Linked DNA regions of Homo sapiens: region 2 is linked to region 1. Evidence: chromatin contacts called from ENCODE Hi-C or POLR2A ChIA-PET data. All regions are on one chromosome and are shown on one strand. The core of a region is the stretch at or near the end of the contact, and the rest is flanking DNA. Distances in the headings are between cores, read along the strand shown. Region 1 overlaps ABR (ABR activator of RhoGEF and GTPase). Region 2 holds the start of MYO1C (myosin IC).

Region 1 (6,235 bases), core at 126-2,625:
AACGTGTTCCTGGCGACAGGGACTGACGCTGTCTGAGCGCAGCTCGTGTGTGCCTGTCGGAGACACATGAACGAGCAAAACAGAGGTTCTGGGGGTTGTTTGCCTGGAGCTGGTGGGGGAGAAGAATCCAAGCCGGTCCTCTGTGGGGGGTGTGTGTTGCAGGAGGCGGTGGGAGTGCCCCATCCTTGCTTGGTCCTGCTCGTCCGGGTGTGTTTTGTAGGGGGTCTCCGTCCTGCCTTCTGACGTCCCCAGAGGAGCAGTCGCTGAGATGCCACGGGCTGCCTCTTCTTCCTCCAGGGGCTAGTGCCCCCCCACCCCAGCTGAGGCCGCCTGAACCCTCCCATTCTTGAGAACCCCCTGCTCCTTCCAGCCCCCCCGGCCACCCTCCACCCCCCACAGAGCTCTCACCCCTCTTCACACACCGGGGTGGCTGTTATAGCCTTTGGCAACAAGGGCCTTGGCAACGGGCTTCCCACTTGGGGGAAGCCACATTGCTGCCATGGCAACAGAGGCCGAGGCCGAGTTTAGCGGCAGTCCAGGCGTGCACCTGTGGGAAGGGCTGGCGGGGGGCAGGTGGGAGGCAAGGGGGCCGGCGAGGGGGTTGGTCAGTGTGTTGTTGACCTGCCCTAAGACGGGAGGCGGGTTAGAGACAAGCGTCTCGGACCTGCGGGGGCAGGGTTTTTGCCCTGGTTCTCCTGGAGGCATTGGGCTCAGGGTACAAATAGTAACCCAAGGAGGCAGAGCAGGTGTTCAGGGACCTGAACGGGGGCCAACCAGGGGAGAGCAAGGAGGAGAAGACTCTCGCTCCCATCTCTGCCTTCAGCTCTCAAACCACAGCAGGGCTCAGAGCCCCGCCCGGGGGGACTCAGCTCTCACCCCACTGTGAGCAGCTGCAGGAAGATGCTGCGGAATCCCGGTGTGGGGCCAGGGTCTTTGCCGCTGCCTGTCCCCGCGCCACCTCCCTCTTTGCTCCCTGTCCCTGTGCCCTGTCCTTGTCGCGTGACCACCATGACTGGTTTCCGTGTCCGTCGATTTTCCGATTCCTTTGGTGCTGGCAGGTGCCTTCTCTCGGGAGACAGATCACGGGCGTCACGCACAGATGCCCCCGCCTGGCGCTCCGGGGCTTCGGGGCAGAACTTGACTTGGTGGCTGTGCGTCTTGCTTGGTGGCTCACGAGGGACTCACTTGGCTTGAGGACCTTGAAATCCAGAGATGCTAGAGTGACTGCCCCCTAAAGTGCTTGTGGCCCCCAGGGTTGATGTTTACACCATCGACTAGAAGCCACGCAAGGCAGGAGTAGGGAGCACTTGTCCAGCCTGGGGATCGTCCGGGCAAAGGTCCCATCCGCGGCACCTGCCTTCCCTCCTCAGGGAGCGTTTCTGCCCTTTCTGCTGGGTCACCGGCCCCACCTAGTGGACTCTGCAGGGATTGCTGTTTACACGGGGTGCCTGGAGGGAGCTGACGCCTCTTCCTGAGTACTTGGGGATGTTTTGGTTAAAAACACTATTAATAAAAGACCGAGGTTTCTGCGGCTTGGCTGTGCTTATTTGGCCAAACAGGTCCCCTCCCCTACCAGGCTTCCTGCTGGGGCCTTGGGAACAGGGGGGACTTCTGGACCAAATCAGACAATTGTTGTAGATATTCAGATATCTGGCTTCTGGCACCGCCTTATCGCTGGGCCTTCCACGCCCAAATATGCAGCCAACGGGAAGCCCAAGGTTGAGTCTTTGTGTTAGTCAGTGTTCTCTAGAGAAACAAAACCAACAGGGTGTGTGCGTTATCTGTATCTATATCTACATACGAAGAAAAGTATTAGAAGGAATTGATTCAGGTGATTATGGAGGCTTAGAGGTCCTAATCTCTGCAGTCAATAGCTGGAGACCCAGGACAGCCAATATTGGTTCCAGTCCAAGTCCAAAGGCCTGAGAGCTAGGAGAGCCAGGGATGTAAATTCCAGCTCATAAGCCAGTGGACTCGAGGCTCAGGAAGAGCCAGTGTTTCAGTCCGAGTCTGGAGGCTGGAGGAGGCCAACATCCCAGCTCACGCTCAGGTAGTCAGGCGAGAGGAGCTTCCTCTTATTCTGCCTTTTTGTTAATTCAGGTGTTCAGTGGATTGGATGAGGCCCACCTACACTGGGGAGGAGTCTTTTTACTCAGTCCACCAATACACATATCAACCTCATCCCAAATGCCTCACAAATATGTCCGGATTAATGTTTGGACAAGTATCTGGACACCTTGTGGCCTAGTCAGGTTGGCCTAGAAAATGAAGTGTCATACTATTATTCCTTCAGCCACCCAGGATGGAAAGCAGATAAGCTTTGCGCAGATGAAAATCTATTACTCTCAGGCTGGGCGCGGTGGCTCACGCCTGGAATCCCAGCACTCTGGGAGACTGAGGCAGCCAGATTACCTGAGGTCAGGAGTTTGAGACTAGCCTGGCCAACATGGTGAAACCCTGTCTCTACTAAAAATACAAAAATTAGCCGGGCGTGGTGGCACATGCCTGTAATCCCAGCTACTCAGGAGGCTGAGGCGGGAGAATCACTTGAACCTGGGAGGTGGAAGTTGCAGCGAGCCGAGATCTTGCCACTGCGCTCCAGCCTGGGTGACAAAGCGAGACTCCATCTCAAGAAAATAAAAGAAAATCTACTCTTTAGCTGTGAGACATTGGGCAAGTGTCCTCATACCGCTGAGCCTCAGTCTCCTTGTCTCTAGATAGCTCTAACTCCCCTGAAAGGTAGTGGGGAGGAGGCCCCACTGTGAGCAGCTCTCAGACCACAGCAGGGCTCAGAGCCCTGCCTTGGGGACTCAGCTCCCATCCCACTGTGAGCAGCTCTCAGACCACAGCAAGGCTCAGAGCCCTGCCTGGGGGACTCAGCTCCCATCCCACTGTGAGCAGCTCTCAGACCACAGCAGGGCTCAGAGCCCTGCCTTGGGGACTCAGCTCCCATCCCACTGTGAGCAGCTCTCAGACCACAGCAGGGCTCAGAGCCCTGCCTGGGGGGACTCAGCTCCCATCCCACTGTGAGCAGCTGCAGGAAGATGCTGCGGAATTTCAGCATGAGGGGAGGCCTGCAGCATTAGGCCTGGCTCACCAAAGTGCACAGCCCTTGGCCACCAGGGCCCACAAGACTTTTCTCGCCAGGTTTAGAGGGCTGGGGAGCCAACAGCATTACCACTGCAAAGACCAAGTCTGATCAATATCTGCTGCACCATGACCGAACCTGCTTTTGCAATCAACCTCCTTTCTGCCACATGGGGTGGCCCCGGGTGAAGCCGGGTCTCTGCGGTGTTGGCAGGACATGCTCCTCTCTCCCCAGCACGCCCTTCCACAGCCTTGCACTCTGCCTTTGTCTTCTTTTGTGTCCCCAAGACATGGATCCCACAGAGGTATTAGGGTGAAACCTGAAGCCCTGCCCCATAAACCCTGCCCAAGTCCAGGCTGAGCAGGGCAGCACGGCAGGGCCAGGCCCACAGACCACGGGTGGCTCCATTCAGCGGAGACTGCCCAGTTTCACTCTGAGAAGAAAGGGCCAGGACTCATCTCAGCTGACAAGTGGGGGTGTAGGTTCCTAAGGCAGGACCATGGTCTTACAGAAAACCCGCCTCCCCACAGGCCACAGACTCCTCTGTCTGCTTGCCTCTTGGGAAGCTTAGTAAAAAGGGGCTACAAGGCAGAGAGAAGAACTGGGTTTTGTCCCCACTCTACCACTGTCTCACTGTGTGGCCTGAGGGGTGTCACTCATGACTCCCCACCAGAGCTGCAGTTTGCTCATCTGTAGTGTGAAGACACTGAGAATTTCCTCCCTCCTGACCTCACAGGGCTCAAACCTCACAGCTGTTGTGAGGTTTCTGTGAGATGGTGTTTGGCAGAATGCTTTGTCAATGTAAAATCGAAACAGGGGATTAGACTCCAGCCTGCAGGAGAACCCAAAGATAAGGGTGGAGGCGAATTGAAATCCTCACCATTGGCCGGGTGCGGTGGCTCACGCCTGTCATCCCAGCACTTTGGGAGGCCGAGGTGGGTGGATCACCTGAGATCAGTAGTTCAAGACCATCCTGGCCAGCATGGTGAAACCCCGTCTCTACTAAAAACATACACAAAAAATTAGCTGGGTGTGGTGGCAGGTGCCTATAATCCCAGCTACTTGGGAGACTGAGGCAGGAGAATTGCTAGAACCCAGTGGGGGCAGAGGTTGCAGTGAGCTGAGATCACGCCATTGCACTCCAGCAGCCAGGGGGACAGAGTGAGATGCCATCTCAAAAGAAAAAGAAAAAAAGGAAAAAAAAAATCATCATCATTGTCCCTATCATCCTCTTCCTCCTCCTCCCCCTCATCACAGCTGCTTAGAGAGGCTTGTGCTGAACCTTTCACGTGTTGGTTTCATTTAAGAGCCCCAACAACTCTATGAGGTAGGTGCTATAACCATCTCCACATTACAGGTGCGAAAACTGGGGCTCGGAGAGGTGACGTAATTTGCCTAAGATTAGCTGGGCATGGTAGTTCACTCCCATAATCCCATCTACAAGGGGAACTGAGGCAGGAGGATCGCTTGAGCCCAGGAGTTGGAGGCTGAGAGGTGCTAGGATCACGCCTGCGAATAGGCATTGTACCCCGCCTGGGTGACAGAGCAAGACTCCATCTCTTAATAATAGCTATTAATATTATTGTTTGTCCAAGACCATGCAGCCAGTGGGGCAGCGTGTTATTGAAACTTGGGTTTCTATGATGCCAGAGCCTGCACAGCGCTGTCAGGTCCCGCTCACACGCCCTCCCTTGTGAAGCTTTCACACCCACCCCGCCGCTGATCCTACTGCAGTTTGGGAGGTGTGCACGGTCACTTGTGGGGTGCATCCGCCCTGTGAGATCAGGACCTTAATCCCTGATCATCTCTGTGGACCCCAGTGGAAGCTTCTTGGCACCTAGGGGTTCTCAACTGGTATTTGTGGAATGGAACCAAGTAGTTCTGGGATGTTCAGTCAGGAGGAAGGGAGGAGCAAGGAAGGCTCAGGCAATAACGCTGGGAAGAACTCAGGCTCAGGGATAACGCTGGGAGGAACTCAGGCTCAGGGATAACGCTGGGAAGAACTCAGGCTCAGGGATAACGCTGGGAGGAACTCAGGCTCAGGGATAACGCTGGGAGGAACTCAGGCTCAGGGATAACGCTGGGAGGAACTCAGGCTCAGGGATAACGCTGGGAGGAACTCAGGCTCAGGGATAACGCTGGGGAGGAACTCAGGCTCAGGGATAAAGCTGGGGAGGAACTCAGGCTCAGGGATAACGCTGGGAGGAACTCAGGCTCAGGGATAACGCTGGGAGGAACTCAGGCTCAGGGATAACGCTGGGAGGAACTCAGGCTCAGGGATAACGCTGGGAGAACTCAGGCTCAGGGATAACGCTGGGAGAACTCAGGCTCAGGGATAACGCTGGGAGGAACTCAGGCTCAGGGATAACGCTGGGAGGACTCAGGCTCAGGGATAACGCTGGGAGGAACTCAGGCTCAGGGATAACGCTGGGAGGAACTCAGGCTCAGGGATAACGCTGGGGGGAACTCAGGCTCAGGGATAACGCTGGGGAGGACTCAGGCTCAGGGATAACGCTGGGGAGGACTCAGGCTCAGGGATAACGCTGGGAAGAACTCAGGCTCAGGGATAACGCTGGGAGGAACTCAGGCTCAGGGATAACGCTGGGAGAACTCAGGCTCAGGGATAACGCTGGGAGAACTCAGGCTCAGGGATAACGCTGGGAGGAACTCAGGCTCAGGGATAACGCTGGGAGGACTCAGGCTCAGGGATAACGCTGGGAGGAACTCAGGCTCAGGGATAACGCTGGGAGGAACTCAGGCTCAGGGATAACGCTGGGGGGAACTCAGGCTCAGGGATAACGCTGGGGAGGACTCAGGCTCAGGGATAACGCTGGGGAGGACTCAGGCTCAGGGATAACGCTGGGAAGAACTCAGGCTCAGGGATAACGCTGGGAGGAACTCAGGCTCAGCGATAACGCTGGGGAGAACTCAGGCTCAGGGATAACGCTGGGAGGAACTCAGGCTCAGGGATAACGCTGGGAGGAACTCAGGCTCAGGGATAACGCTGGGAGGAACTCAGGCTCAGGGTTAACGCTGGGAGGACTCAGGCTCAGGGATAACGCTGGGAGGAACTCAGGCTCAGGGATAACGCTGGGAGGAACTCAGGCTCAGGGATAATGCTGGGAGGACTCAGGCTCAGGGATAACG
Region 2 (7,138 bases), core at 3,630-6,129, 370 kb before region 1:
ATCTGAATGACCAAGGTGGTGTTGGCCTCCTTCAGGCTGCTGCCCCTCAGCCTTCACGTTTTCATACAGGTTTACTGGCGTGTGTGTGTGTGTGTTAGGGTCTCGTTCTGCCGCCCAGGCTGGAGTGCAGTGGCGGTATCATAGCTCACTGAAGCCTCCACCTCCTGGGCTCAAGTGATTGATCCTTCCACCTCAGCCTCCCTAGTAGCGGGACTACAGGTGCACGCCACCACGCCTGGCTGTTATGTATTTTTTGTAGACACAGGGTTTCACTATGTTGCCCAGGCTAGTCTCGAACTCCTGGGCTCAAGTGATCCTCCCAAACTGTTGGGATTATGGGTGTGAGCCACCGTGCCTGGCCCCCGCTGGTATCTGCGTTGTGTTCTTGCACGTTCACAGCTGTTCTCACCAGAGCATCCCCCCATGTGGGGCTTTGGGTCAGATAAGGCGGGAGGCCTGAGAGCAGCTGCCTGGCCGCCTCCTTAAGCCTCTCAGCCGTGCCTCTGCTCTCCGCCATTCCTACCCCCCAGCGCTGGGCCCCATGGGATTCCGACAGGGCCAGCCACCCGCCGACTGGTGTTCGGCCCTCTTTCCTGATGGCCAGCCAAGGTCCGTTGGAGCAGCCCAGTGGAGTTCCATGCCCACCCCCTCTGGGTGCCCCACCTTCCCCACTATGTTGGAAGGGCACAGTGAGGAACACTTGGCCTCAGAGGAGGGAATGATGCTGCGAGATTCAGCCCCCTTCCCACCCCCGTGTCTAGCTGAAGCCATTGGTGTCTGCTCCGCTGATCGTCCTGATGCCCGAGGACCTGTGGACCGTGGAAAATGACATGATGGTCAGCTACTCTTCAACCTCGGACTTCCCCAGCAGCCCGTGGGACTGGATTGGACTGTACAAGGTGATGTGGTGGCAAGGCAGGAAGTCCATCAGCGACAGCCCCTGGTTCATCCTTCCCGAGGGCTCCTGGGAGCTGGGCAGATGCTGACGAACTCACCCTCATCCACCCCAGCGGTTCTTCTGTAGCTAAAGGCTGGCAGTGAAGGGCGGCGGGGAGGCACACAGTACGGTAGCCAGGCCCAGCAGGGAGACCATCTCTTCCTTAGGACTTGCCTTAGGTCCCATGTCCTCCCTGACCACTGATGGCCTGACTCCCCCTCACAGGTGGGGCTGCGGGACGTTAATGACTACGTGTCCTATGCCTGGGTCGGGGACAGCAAGGTCTCCTGCAGCGACAACCTGAACCAGGTACGTCACCAGCACCAGGTACATCACCAGCAGGCAGGCCTGCCTCAGCACTCCTGTCTTGTGGAAGGAACAGAGTGCTGAATAACTTGTCACTCAGAGCTGGGTGGAGCCCAGAGCCCTGGAGCTGACCCCAGTCCTGTCCATCCCCCTCCAGGTTTACATCGACATCAGCAATATCCCTACCACTGAAGATGAGTTTCTCCTCTGTTACTACAGCAACAGTCTGCGTTCTGTGGTGGGGATAAGCAGACCCTTCCAGGTAAGCAGTGCTGGTGAGGGAAGGGGAAGGGTGAGGGCTTGAGCTCATCACTGGCTCCCTGAGGCCCAGGCCTGGGAGCCAGCCGGTACATGAGGGGCCGCTGCAGTGCAGGAACGGGGGTGATGGAAAGCACGGAGGAAGACCCGCTCTCCATTTCCACCACCTGCTTTATCCCTGCAGATCCCGCCTGGCTCCTTGAGGGAGGACCCACTGGGTGAAGCACAGCCACAGATCTGAGCCAGGATGGGAGTGAATCCCAGGCGGAGGCCAGAGCTGGCAGCCAGCTCTGCCTTTCCACTGCCGGGAGTGCTGGGGGCCCAGCCTGGCCCCCTGAAGAGACAGCCAAGTGTCGTCCACATACTCCTCCCAGAGTGAGCTCTAACCAGGCTCATTTGCTCTCTCCACTACTCATCTCTGGAATTAGCCGCTTAAATACAGGTTTTTGTTGCTGAGATGTGAGTGAAACCAGCTAGTGTGTCAACAGTGAAGACCTGGGGACAGTTCTGCGTCTCATTTCTGGATTCCTACCCCCTCTTCTAGTCTTGCCCAAGTAGTCCTGCCAGGCACATGCCCCATTTGGCACAGGCCTGCATTCTTGTCGTGCCGTCCTGGGCCTCAGGCTGTCTGGGAGGGGAGATGCTCACATTTGTACAGGCTACATAGACTGGTGCAAGCAGTGCTGGATTCCAGGAGTCTTGGCATCTCATAGCTTGTCCCCGTGAGGAGTGAGCAGAGGGTCTGGGATTTCTGCTTTCAGCAAAAGCAGTCTGACTCAGTGGGCAGAATGGAGGGGCCCCTCTAGCCAGGCTCTTACGCCATGGTTATGAGCAGGTTGATGAGGGTCCTTCGGCCAGCACAACCTTCCTCCCTACTCACGGCATGGAGTCTGACTGCATGGAAGTTCCAGATCCTGACAGAGAGAACTGGGAAGGATCCAGGTTCGCTTCCGTTGGTAGCTTGAGTCCCATGCCTCCACCCTGCCATCTGAGGAAGGGGTGACAAGTGGTCAAGGAGCTGTGGCCACAGACTTTTCCAGGGTGGTCCTTGGCAGGTGAGGTGCGTCTGTGCCACCCTTGTCAGGAGCCATTGACGACGGGCCCCCCCTGGACCCCCCGGGACCTCAGAGTGGGGGCAGGCAGAAGGGAGAACCAGCTCAAGACATTTTGGAGGATCTGGCCCTGGGGTTCTTCAGAGAACACCCTCTAGGGGCTTTGGGGACATGGCCTGTCCCCACATCCAGCACTTGCCTCCGCCATGGTCACTCGGCAGCCCTTTTCCCAGGAGAAGACACCTCTGGGAGCCTGCTCAGTGCTTGTCCTGCCATCCTGTGTCCTGGGACTGAGGGTTACTCCAGTTGCTCTGTGTTGCATACTCTCCCCCGCAAGCCTGTGTATGAAGAATTGTCCCCTGGCTTCCAGCAGGCCATGGCTGGCTGTTTTGTGACTGTTACATTGTGCAGGGGTAATTATTAGCGTGGCTTTTACACTTGCGTGTGACTGATGATTGGGGGGTGGGGGTACGGTGATGGGCCTGGGACTAGCTGTAGATTCCAGGAACAGGGACCCTGTAGATCCCAACTAGACTTCTGTGTCTGAGATTTGCAGAAGTGGCCAGGACTGGGGCTAGGATGAGGTTCTAGAATGGTGAGCCTCTGGGGCCCTAACCAGGTGGAGCATGCCATCTATGCCGGTGGCCGCTTAATGTACTCTGTTAAGTCAAATGAGCTCTTGTTCATCCCTCCTGACCCGCTGCTCTGCATACCCTGGTGTTGAGCCTTCTGCCTGCGTTAACCAGTCCAGAATGCCACCATCTTCTCTTTCTGCCCCACTTCTCCTCAGCCCCTTCTTGCTGAGTTTTCCCCCATGGTAACCTATCCCTGCCCCCAACACATATACCTAGGGACCTCCAAAGCCCTCACTTGCCCACCTGTTCCTTCTCACATGCACAGCCATCACGAGGGTTACTGCATGGCACCCTTCATTGGGCAGATGGGAAAGCCAAGGCTCAGAGAAGTGGTACAGTCTCTTCAAAGTTCCAGGCACCTGTGGTTTCCCACAGGACCAGAAACAGGAATGGGGTCTGAACCCACCCGCAGAGCGGTCTCAGTAGTCTGTAAAATACAGATGATGTCCCTATTCTCAAGATTACTGTGGGAGAACAATTGCAGAAAGTGTATCGCACTAGACCCGCCTCCCCGTTCTGATTAATGCGGCCCCGGGGCTTGACCCCAGGGGTCCCCCCACATGCTCACCTCCCCCGTGGTGAACTGAGGTCGCCACACACCCAGCCTCCTGTGTGGGAGGGGTGAGCCCAGCAGTGATTGAGAGGCGGAAAGGGGAATGGGGGGTGCTCTCCGTCCTCTGGGCCCCAGTCAGGATATGGCCGTTCTGGGTCCACCCCGACCCACTGGGTGGAAACAGGAAATAAGTGAGACCTGGTGTGCACTGGGTCTACGCCTGGCTCCACGGCTGATAAGGGCCATTGTGTGGCCGCCGGGGATGAGCCTGCTCTGGATAGATGTGCTTCCCGGAGGAAGGAAGGAAGGCTTGCTAGCTTTTCCGGGGCGGGGGAAGCTGTGGGGAGAGAGAAGGGTGCCGGGGGGAAGGCCCCTGCCTATGGGGCTGTCGGTGCCAGCACACACCCACGGGACTCAGCCCTTCCTATGCCAGCCTCTCCCTCTGGAAAGGTCTGTTTCCCCTATCCACTTCCCTGTTCTTACTTCCTATAAGGAATGGCTGGAGACTGGAGGGCTCAGTCTCAGGCCAGGAAAGTGTCAGCTGTGATTTAGCAACAATAAAAATAGAAAAGCAGGAACATCAGGGGTGGGGGTCACCTGGGGGTACTGTTGAAACGCAAGGGATGAACAGGGCTAGAGGTTGCCCACACCCAGGGAACCCAGGAACTAACCTCACAAGCTCTGAGGCTCAGAGGAGGGTAAGCCAAGAGCTTCCTCACAGCGGGACAGCCCCCTGTCCGGGCCCTGCATGACCAGGCCCCAGCAGCCCTGGTCTCTCAAACTCATGGTGGGGGCTCACCTGCTGTGGGGGGCAGCCCCGTTGAGGGGATGTGCAGGAAAGCCAGTGCCTACTAACGGGTCCTCTTGGCCTAGGGGAGGGCATGCCGTCTGGTTTGGGGAGTGGGCCCCGTGCTCTCTAGGTGGTACCAGAGAGTGGGCAGGAGGAGGGGCCCAGCCATAGAGCTGCCGTGGGGATGGGGGGAAGGGGAAAGGCGTCCTAGCCTTTGACCTGGAGCCCAGGGTCCCCCATGGGTGGCTGCATCGGCTCCTCTGGTTACCTGGGACAACAGGCATTTCCTCCATCCCCAGCCCCTCCTCTTCCTGCTCCAACCATCCGGGCCAAGAGGCCTCCCAGTCAGACCTGGACGGCTCCAGCCGTGTCCTGAGGAGCTGGACCAGCCACATCCCCTGGGGCTGCAGTTGAAGCAGAACCAAGTGGCCATCCCGGCGTTAGACCGTAGGTTCCTGGTCCCGGAGTGGTCGGAGCCCGCCAGTGGGCAGGCAGCTCTTGCTCACAGGCCGCGGTGCCCAGGCCGCTGGCTCTCCGCAGGGCGGAATGGCGCTGCAAGTGGAGCTGGTACCCACCGGGGAGATCATCCGCGTGGTTCATCCCCACAGGCCCTGCAAGCTTGTAAGCTGGGATGCTCTGGGCTGGGAGGAGGGTGGGAGCGTCTCCCCAAGGCCGGGCAGCCCCTCTCAGGCGAGCCCTCGGGCAAGAGCTGAGCAGCGGGGAGGGGTTCCGATCCTTGGCGGGGCCAGAACAGACTGAACAAGACGGGGTGAGTGGAAGAGTAAGGATGCAAGGGCCACTAGCAGCAGGATTTTTGGAAGTGGAGGTCTGGGCTTGACTCTTCCCCGGCTTCCCGAACCTCAGTGGGCAGAACCGTGAATACTGGGCACAAAAGGCAAGTGCCGGCTGCTGTGAGGTCGAAGGACCAGGGCATGGAAGCTCCAGGCTCAGTCAACGCCCCGCTCCTCTCCAGTCCGCAGGGCTGGGACCGCCCAAGACTCAGAACAGAAGGACGGTGTGGGAGGTGGGTGAAGGGTCACGGGTGGGTAGAAACGGGGGAGCGCGGCCCTGGCCCGGCCCGCAGGAAGGGGCTGGAGATGCAAAGGGCCCGGAGGAGGGAGAAAGTCGGGCGCCCCCACGCCCCCAGCAGCGCGGCGGGGAGCCGGGTCTTCGGCCGGAGGGGCGCGCGCGTGTTCGCTGTGGCCCCGGGAACGGGCCGAGGCGGGGGCCGCACGCACCGAGGCTTCGCGGACGCGGCCGGGGCTGAGGCGGGGCGGGGCGGGGCCGGAGGGTGCGCGGCCCTGCCCGGGATGACGACAGGCTGCGGCCCGGCCCCCGGCGGGCCCTGGGCGGGGAGAGTGCGCCCGGGCCGCGGATCCCCAAGCCCGCCACGCCGCCCAGCCCGGCCCCGCCCGCGCCGGAAGAGCCACGCCGGTGGGTACTCGGGGCGCGGGGACGGCGGCCGCGGGGGGCGGGTGTGGGGAGCGGGCGGCCGGGCCGGGAGCCGCCGTGCACGAGGCAGGGGTCACGGCCGGGGATCGCTGGGGCCGAAGAACGGCCGCGTGGACCCGTGCGGGGGGGGGGGGTCCCACGACCCGGAGGCGCCGGCGCAGCCTGGTGGAGACTTAGATTTACCTGCGGGGAGCGGGAGGCGGGGAAGAGCGGCCTGGGCTGCAGGACCCAGGACCCTGCGCGCCCTTCGGGCCCCGCCCGCAGCCCTGCTCCGCCTCTGGGTTCCGGAGAAGCCGCCTAAACCCGCCCCTTCCCGTTCTCCGCCCCTGGGGCCCAGCGCGCCCCGAGTGTGACGGGCGGGGGGCTCCGGGGTGGCCGGAGAAGGAGGATGGCCACGCGGCCCTCAGTCCTCACGCTCCGGCCTCCCGCGCACACGCCTGGCTCTGAGATTCATTCATTCATCCAGGGGTCCGGGAAGGGGTGACTGAGCCCCACCGTGTGCCTCGCTGCGTGTAGGGAGTGGGAGCCGTCTCCTGGGAGGGACTGACAAGGAAACAGCTGATTCCTGCGGGGTGCGATAAGGAGGCGCTGCGTGTTTGGGAGAATCAGGAAGGGGTTCTGGAGGAGGTGACACCTGAGCCGAGTCTCAGTGAGGTGGGCAGGGAGAGTGCCCCGGGCTGGGGAAGCCGCAGGTGCAGGCACTGAAGCTTGGACTGGCTGGCGACGGTGCGAAGGCCCCCTCCTGGGGGGAGGGGTGGGGGGAGAGGGGACTGGAGCGGGCCATCTGGCACATCGGAATGCAGGAGCAGTGGGGTAAACTGGGGACAGCAGGGGGGTCTCGGGAGTTCATAGGCAGGGTCCTGGTAAGCAGCAGTGAGTGTGAATCATGGGCCTGGCATATGGAGGGTGTCCTAAACCTTCACTCTATGAACATGAGGTGTTGATTTGATTTGTGTTGCCCCAGAGGAAATGGATTGGTAGGAGGAAGGCAAGGAGGCCAGTTAGGCTGCTGTCTTGGCCCAGGTAAGGAGCAGTGATGGAGGTGAGGTTTTTGTTTGTTTTTGTTGTTGTTTTGTTTTGTTTTGAGATGGAGTCTCGCTCTGTTGCCCAGGATGGAATGCAGTGGTGCGACCTCTGCTCACTGCAACCTCCACC

The links. Hi-C counts contacts between places; a loop is a spot of excess contacts on that map. ChIA-PET counts read pairs that join two places held with the same protein, here RNA polymerase II (POLR2A). Pooled maps may share reads with other maps.
Region 2: a loop to region 1 is called in a pooled map, with 2.5 times the contacts of the local background. The contact joins the promoter of MYO1C here to the enhancer-like site in region 1. A Hi-C loop is called at or near these places in 7 of 50 pooled maps. POLR2A ChIA-PET finds 5 or more read pairs at or near these places in 2 of 52 experiments (HEK293 and WTC11).

What each region holds. Positions count from the first base shown.
Region 1 is chr17:1,118,316-1,124,550 of GRCh38, reverse strand. The region is part of intron 2 of ABR (ABR activator of RhoGEF and GTPase); the gene reads left to right. Among named protein-coding and RNA genes, the nearest start is that of ABR, 59 kb to the left of the region's middle. RefSeq lists enhancers at 510-1,051, 1,052-1,594. Within about 2 kb of position 1,375, at least 25 of the 41 ENCODE cell types and tissues checked have a DNase peak (open chromatin) inside an H3K27ac peak, as active enhancers do.
Region 2 is chr17:1,490,427-1,497,564 of GRCh38, reverse strand. It overlaps MYO1C (myosin IC), which reads left to right and starts at 4,879. Exons shown (of 32, transcript NM_001080779.2): 1 at 4,879-5,152. The coding sequence starts at 5,078. LOC105371483 (a long non-coding RNA gene) reads right to left here and starts at 4,778. Exons shown (of 2, transcript XR_934145.4): 1 at 3,940-4,778; 2 at 2,871-3,615. It overlaps INPP5K (inositol polyphosphate-5-phosphatase K), which reads left to right. Exons shown (of 12, transcript NM_016532.4): 9 at 762-899; 10 at 1,163-1,246; 11 at 1,401-1,505; 12 at 1,686-2,988. The coding sequence ends at 1,742. RefSeq lists silencers at 5,624-6,023, 6,104-6,543 and an enhancer at 5,828-6,547.